Regions from separate parts of the Homo sapiens genome. Here all the other regions are linked to region 3. Evidence: read pairs that join two places in POLR2A ChIA-PET (ENCODE). Cell type or tissue: GM12878. All regions are shown on one strand.

Region 1 (2,500 bases), 300 kb after region 3:
GATTTATTAAAGTGAAAACACGTTGCAAGAAAGCAATGGGCAGCACAGCAGAGAAGGGGCTGTCTGCAAAGAGGCAGGAGATGGAGGGAAGTTTTACAGGGTTGTGCTGGAGGGGGCTATGTGGGGATTGATGCATCTGAGGGCTGTTTGTGATTAATCATTTCTCAGAACGACTGTCCATGGCTTTCCCCTACCTGAGGCCCCTTCCTCGTTGTTGCTTACTTATCTTATTAGGACTCCACATTATGGACTCTGAAATTTCTTTTCTTTCTTCTTTATTTGTTTTGCTTTTGAGACAAGGTCTCATTCTGTCACCCAGGCTGAAGTACAGTGGCATGATCATGGCTCACTGCAGCCTCAACCTTTTGAGCTCAAGTGATCCTCCCATCTTAGCCTTCCAAGTAGCTGAGACTATAGGCATGTGCCACCATGCCTAGCTAATTTTTAACTTTTTTGTAGAGATGGGGTCCCACTATGTTACTCAGACTGGTCTTGAACTCCGGGCTCAAGTGATCCTCCTGCCTCAGCCTCCCAAAGTGTTTGGGGTTACAGGTGTGAGCCACCACAACTGGCTAGGGCTCTGGAATTTCTGAAAGATGGGAACAAAAGGGAAGATGTTTCCCCTGGATGATGGGACAGGTTAGATTCTAACCAAAATCTTTTTAGAAGGTTGCAGTTCCCTGTTTTTCACCCCACCGCAGTTTATAGCAAATATTCAGTGATTTAAATCATTACTACTAATAATAACTATTAGGAAAATACCAGCCAGGCATGGTGGCTCACACCTATAATCCCAGCACTTTAGGAGGCCGAGGTGGGTAGATCACCTGAAGTCAGGAGTTTAAGACCAGCCTGGCCAACATGGAGAAACCCCGTCTCTACTAAAAATACAAAAAATTAGCTAGGCGTGGTGGCAGACACCTGTAATCCCAGCTACTTGGGAGCCTGAGGCAGGAGAATCGCTTGAACCCAGGAGGCGGAGGTTGCAGTGAGCCGAGATTGCATCACTGCCCTCTAGCCTGGGCAACAAGAGCGAAACTCCTTCTCAAAAATAATTAAATAAATAAAAAATAACAAGTACCAAGACATGGCAGTCCTGACCTAGGGCCCGTCCTCTTCCTCAAGTCACCCATGCCTTTTGCTTCTTGTTTTGTCTTCAGATCTGCTTTCCAGTCAGCCTCTTTTATTCTTAGCCTGTAATTCCACGGGGCTTCCAATAGTGTACCTCCCTGCTCCCTCCCGTTTTCTCTTTTTCCGTGCTTAGTCTTTGTAAGGATGTCATTTGGCAAAGTTGATTCTGTTTGATTGTTTTTCAATATGGGCCTTTGGAGAATGGAAGGTAGTAACTCAATGCTGGACAGAGGAAGGAGGCCAAGAAAGAAGCATTAGTGTTGGAGTAGCATGAGCCTGTGAAGAACAGGAGAATCTTTTGGACAGAGCTTTTCCTTGCATATCTTTCAAGAAATGAGTGCAGGCTGGGCGCAGTGGCTCACGCCTGTAATCCCAGCACTTTGGGAGGCCAAGGCGGGTGGATCATGAGGTCAGGAGATCGAGACCATCCTGGCTAACGTGATGAAACCCATCTCTACTAAAAATACAAAAAACTAGTCAGGCGTGGTGACAGGCACCTGTAATCCCCGCTACTCGGAAGGCTGAGGCAAGAGAATTGCTTGAACCCGGGAGGTGGAGGTTTGCAGTGAGCCGAGATTGCACCACTCACTCCAGCCTGGGTGACAGAGCAAGACTCCATCTCAAAAAAAAAAAAAAAAAAAAAATAGAAGTGGGTGCAAGGTTTATCTCTAGTTAGAAATAAGCTCTGCCTGTTTCTACAGCTGGTTAATTAGAAATAAAATCTTTGTGAACCCATGGATTATATTGAAAAAAATTTTTTAAAACAAGAAATAAAATATTGATACTGGTGTGTAATTTCTGCTTTTCCCTGGCTCCTTCTACACAGGTCTTTTCATCTCAAGATCGGTGTTCACTGGTTTCTTGACTCAGAGCTGGGTCAAGAATTTTAGGAATTGAGGTGCTTGTAATGCCAGAGCCAAGAATTTCAGTATCGAGAAGTGGTTTTGTTTGTAGTTGATATTTGAAGAGCTCTTACTGTGTGTCCTCTGCTTTACCTGAATTCATGTAGTCAGTACAGTAATCTTATAAAGTAAGTACTATTATTGGGTTCATTTCACAGATGAGAAAACTGAGATTTAGAGAGGGTAGGTATGATTTTGTGAAATATATATTTAGTCTTCCTCCCATTTCCTGGCCTATAACTCCTAAAATCATTGAAATCTCCCAAGTGATCAGTGTCTTTTTTTTTTTTTTTTTTGAGATAGAATCTCGCTGTGTCGCCCAGGCTAGAGTGCAATGGCATAATCTCGGCTCGCTGCAGCCTCTAAGCGATTCCCGTGCCTCAGCCTCCCAAGTAGCTGGGGCTACAGGCACATGCCGTCATACCCAGCTAATTTTTGTATTTTTAGTAGAGATGGGATTTCGCCGT
Region 2 (2,500 bases), 170 kb after region 3:
GTAGTTAACAATACTATATAGTTTCAAATAGCTGGAAGGAAGATACTGAACATTCCTAACACAAAGAAATGATAAATATTTAGATAATGGATATGTTAATTACCTTGATTTGATTTCTGTACATTATATGTATCAGAACATTATCTACCCCATGAATATGTATGATTATTATTTGTTAATTAAAAAAATAAAATTAAAAAAATCATACATGGGCCAGGCATAGTGGCTCATGTTTGTAATCCCAGCACTTTGGGGGGCCGAGGCGGGCAGATCACTTGAGGTCAGGAGTTTGAGAGCAGCCTAGCCATCATGGTGAAACCCCATCTCTACTAAAAATACAAAAATTAGCTGGGTGTGGCGGCGGGTGCCTGTAATCCCCAGCTCTTCAGGAGGCTGAGGCAGGAGAATCACTCGAACCTGGGAGGCAGAGGTTACAGTGAGCCGAGATCATGCCACTGCACTCCAGCCTGGCGATAGTGAGATTCCGACTCACAAAAAAAAAAAAAAAAAAAAAATCATACATAGTAAAATGGTAGCATTTTTTGAATATGAGTGGAAGCTACATGAGTGTTTTAAATATTTCATAATTTTAAAATCACTGGGTGCAAATGACTATATGAATAAAAGTGTCCAATAAACTGTACTCTTAAAAACTAACAAATATATGGGATATATTAGATACTTGATGGATTTATATTTGGCATAAGTAAGGTTATATTCACTTTTCATCCATCATTGCATATATGTATCAAGTATGTGTGTACTGGCAGTATTTATTTAGCCCACTCAGGTAGAATTTATTCTTCCCATATAATTACAGGGTATTATCATCAACTAAATTAAATCAGAAAATGAATGAGAAAGCACCTCAAAGTACCAGGTCTATACAGCCATTCTCTAGATCAAACTTACTTACAAACACACACACAACATGTACATAGTTTTATTTATTTGTTTATTTTTCTCACAGATGAGATTAACATGGGCTTTGGAGTCATAAAGACTGAATTTGAATCTAATTGCTATCATATCATATCTCCTATATAGATGGACTCTTGGGAAAGTTAAATAAATTTCTAATAATATTACCCTTGTAGTTAGACAATAATACCAACTTCTTCTTAAGGTTCTTATGAAGATAAATTTGTAAAATAGCCGAACATTTTCTGACAAGTAGTAATTATTGAATAAACATTGACCTCCTTCCCCATGTGTTTCTAACCTCCTTTGTTAGTAAAGTTTTTTTTTTTTTTTTTTTTTTTGTCATCCAGGCTGGAGTGCAATGGTGCGATCTCAGCTCACTGAAACCTCCACCTCCTGGGTTCAAGCGATTCTCCTGCCTCAGCCTCCCAAGTAGCTGGGATTACAGGCACCTGTCACCATGCCTGGCTAATTCTTGTATTTTTAGTAGAGACAGGGTTTCACCACGTTGGCCAGGCTGGTCTTGAACTCCGGACCTCAGGTGATCCGCCCACCTCAGCCTCCCAAAGTGCTGGTATTACAGGCGTGAGCCACCATGCCTGGCCATTAGTAAGGTGTTAAAAAATAGGTTCTCTTTGTAAAAATTAGTTTTGAACTTTATTTTTACTTTTTTTCTTTGCATTCTCACCCAGTCTATTTTTGGTCTTATTTTGAAGTTTCGCACACCAGTCAAGATGTATATATATGTGGGCCATGGGATATACTTTCTGACTTTGTTATTCTGTCATGTTGACACTCTCTCAGTGGGAATCTGCATTGGTCTGTTTTCACACTGCTGATAAAGACATACCCGAGACTAGAAAGAAAAAAAGGTTTAATTGGACTTACAGTTCCACATGGCTAGGGAGGCCTCAGAATCATGGCAGGAGGCAAAAGGCACTTCTTACATGGCAGCAGCAAGAGAAAATGAGGAAGAAGCAAAAGCAGAAACCCCTGATAAACCCATCAGATCTCCTGAGACATATTAACTATCACAAGAATAGCACGGGAAAGACCAGCCCCCATGATTCACAACACATGGGAATTCTGGGAGATACAATTCAAGTTGAGATTTGGGTGGGGACACAGCCAAACCACATCATTCTGCCCCTGGCCCCTCCAAATCTCATGTCCTCACATTTCAAACCCAGTCATGCCTTCCCAACAGTCCCCCAAACTCATTAACTCATTTCAGCATTAACCCAAAAGTCTACCAGTCCAAAGTCTCATCTGAGACAAGGCAAGCTCCTTTTGCCTATGAGCCTGTAAAATAAAAAGCAAGCTGATTACTTCCTAGATACAATGAGAGTACAGGTATTGGGTAAATACAGCTGTTCCAAATGGGAGAAATTGGCCAAAACAAAGGGGTTACAGGGCCCATGCAAGTCCGAAATCCAGTGGGACAGTCAAATTTTAAAGCTCCAAAATGATCTCCTTTGAATCCAGGTCTCATAACCAGGTCACGCTGATGCAAGAGGTGGGTTCCCATGGTCTTGGGCAGCTCTGCACCTGTGGCTTTGTAGAGTATAGCCTCCCTTCC
Region 3 (2,500 bases):
TCTGACCCTTTTTTCTCTTTTGTAACTTTTTTTCCCTACCTCTCATCCTACCTCATCTTGCCCCCTTGCTTTGCCTTGTGTTTTATTTTATAAAAGACACCACCTCAGCTATACTCCTCTTTTCTTTTTCTTTTGTTTTAGAGCTGGGGTCTTGTTACGTTGCCCAGGCTGGACTGGAACTCCTGGGCTCAAGCCATCCTCCGACCTCAGCCTCCCCAGTAGCTGGGACTACAGGCACGCACCACTGCACTGGCTACATCTTCATTTTTGTGTTGTGGTACAAAAATGTACTTGACACTCTGTCCTAAAAACACTGGGAAGAAATAATTTGTTTATAAGCTGGACCATCCAGAAATAATGCAGTTCTGTTTGAACATCTCTATTCACCTTCGTTTAAAGCTACATTCTAGCTCTGGGCCTTTCATGTGAGTCAAATTTGCCTTTTAAGTTACTTCAAATAGGGCTTCTGAAACCCACGTCTCTTGACAACTATGGTCTCTGCAACTTATCTGACCTTAAAACACTTGCCTGGGTAATGTCCTTATAAGAGTTCTTCCTTTCTGGCCGGGCGCGGTGGCTTACACCTGGAATCCCAGCACTTTGGGAGGCCGAGGTGGGTGGATCACTTGAGGTCAGGAGTTTGATACCAGCCTGGCCAACGTGGTGAAACCCTGCCTCTACTAAAAATACAAAAATTAGCTGGACCTGGTAGTGCATGCCTGTAATCCCAGCTACTTGGGAGGCTGAGGCAGGAGAATCTCTTGAACCTGGGAGGTGGAGGTTGCAGTGAGCTGAGATCGCACCATTGCATTCCGGCCTGGGGGACAAGAGTGAAACTCCATCTCAAAAAAAAAAAAAAAAAAAAGAGTTCTTCCTTTCCAAGTATACCTGAGTTCCCATAAGACAGAAAGTCATTTTGTTGCTGTTAATTTTTTGAGTAAGGGTCTCACAGTGTCGCCCAGGCTGGAGTGCAGTGGTATGATCACGGATCACTGCAGCCTCCACCTCCCAGGGTCAAGCAATCCTCTTACCTCAGTCTCCCGAGTTGCTGGGATTACAAGTGCATGCCACCGTGCCCAGCTAATTTAAATTTTTTTTATTTTTATTTTTTTTAGAGAAAAGGTCTTGCTATGTTGCCCAGGCTGGTCTTGAATTCCTAGGCTTAAGTGGTCCTCTGGCCTTGGCCTTGGCCTCCCAAAGTGCTGGGATAACAGGTGTGAGCTACTGTGCCCAGAAACTCATTTTTTATTCCATGCCAAGTCTCAGTATCTCTGGAAAGAGGAAACATTCTTCACTTTAAAACACCTACAGATTATTATTGTCATAGAGTAGGATACAGAAACCCACTTAAGCTCACATAGGTAAGAGAGAAATGACTTGCTGTGAATCAGTAACGAATGAGTATCTGGTGGAACACAAGGGTAGAAATCCCAGCTGGCCCTCCTGAGGAACTAGGAACAGGAACCAGAAACCCATAGGAACCAAAGTGGTTACTTTAGTTTCCTGTCTAAACTTCTGAAGGAAATTAATAATTAGAAGTGAAAATGTGGTTGGCTGAGTAATATGAGTGTCTACTTCTGGTCCCATCAAGGGGATGGGGACCCATCCCCCAGCCTTGAATGGGAAAGGGATCATAGGGAAAGCAGTTTCCCCAGGGAGATGCTGTAATTGCATACTGCATGTATATTTAAATGTCTTCATTAATGAACTAAAAGCCCTCTGAAGGAAGGCACTTCTGCATTTCTCAGGGTGCCCTGCATTAGGCTGGGCCACAGGGAGGGCGAAGTGGATTCAGTATGGCTTATCATGCTGTGCCTGCATGCACAACTATAGCCATGCTATAATGAAGATAGTATAGGCCAGGCACAGTGGCCCATGCCTGTAATCCTAGCACTTTGGGAGGCCAAGGTGGGCGGCTCACCTGAGGTCAGGAGTTTGAAACCAGCCTGGCCAACATGGGAAAACCCCATCTCTACTAAAAGTACAAAAAAAAAAAAAATTAGCTGGGTGTTGTGTCATGCACCTGTAATGCCAGCTACTCGGGAGGCTGAGGCAAGAGAATTGCTTGAGTCTGGGAGGTGGAGGTTTCAGTGAGCTGAGATCGTGCCACTGCATTCCAGCCTGGGCGACAGTGGGACTCCGTCTCAAAAAAAAAAAAAAAAAGTAGAGGTCCCATAACCAGTTTCCCCTATTATTAACATTACATGTTTATATGCGACAGTTGTTACAATTAATGAACCAATATTGGTACGTTATTATTGAAGTTCTTATGCTAGTTTCTTAGTTTTTGCCTGTTGTCTTTTTTCTTTTTTTTTGGAGACGGAGTCTCAGCTCAATCTCAGCACACTGCAACCTCCCCCTCCTGGGTTTACGCCATTCTCCTGCCTCAGTCTCCCGAGTAGCTAGGACTACAGGCACCCGCCACCACGCCCGGCTAATTTTTTGTATTTTTAGTAGAGATGGGGTTTCACCATGCTGGCCAGGCTGGTCTTGAACTCCT

What was found. Peaks named below come from ENCODE experiments on the same cell type or tissue, not always from the same donor. Only the 100,000 strongest peaks of a DNase experiment are listed, where the experiment ranks them.
Region 1: POLR2A ChIA-PET joins it to region 3 with 6 read pairs; 2 of 35 experiments call an interaction of 5 or more read pairs at or near these places.
Region 2: POLR2A ChIA-PET joins it to region 3 with 6 read pairs; 2 of 35 experiments call an interaction of 5 or more read pairs at or near these places.

What each region holds. Positions count from the first base shown.
Region 1 is chr16:69,767,564-69,770,063 of GRCh38, forward strand. The region is part of intron 1 of WWP2 (WW domain containing E3 ubiquitin protein ligase 2); the gene reads left to right. Among named protein-coding and RNA genes, the nearest start is that of WWP2, 6.5 kb to the left of the region's middle. In GM12878, no CTCF peak of the experiment used is centred here; no DNase peak of the experiment used is centred here.
Region 2 is chr16:69,633,785-69,636,284 of GRCh38, forward strand. The region is part of intron 3 of NFAT5 (nuclear factor of activated T cells 5); the gene reads left to right. Among named protein-coding and RNA genes, the nearest start is that of NFAT5, 69 kb to the left of the region's middle. In GM12878, no CTCF peak of the experiment used is centred here; no DNase peak of the experiment used is centred here.
Region 3 is chr16:69,468,479-69,470,978 of GRCh38, forward strand. No RefSeq gene overlaps it. Among named protein-coding and RNA genes, the nearest start is that of CYB5B, 45 kb to the left of the region's middle. RefSeq lists an enhancer at 1,836-2,005. In GM12878, no CTCF peak of the experiment used is centred here; DNase peaks (open chromatin) are centred at 442 and 1,433; H3K27ac peaks cover 2,500 bases.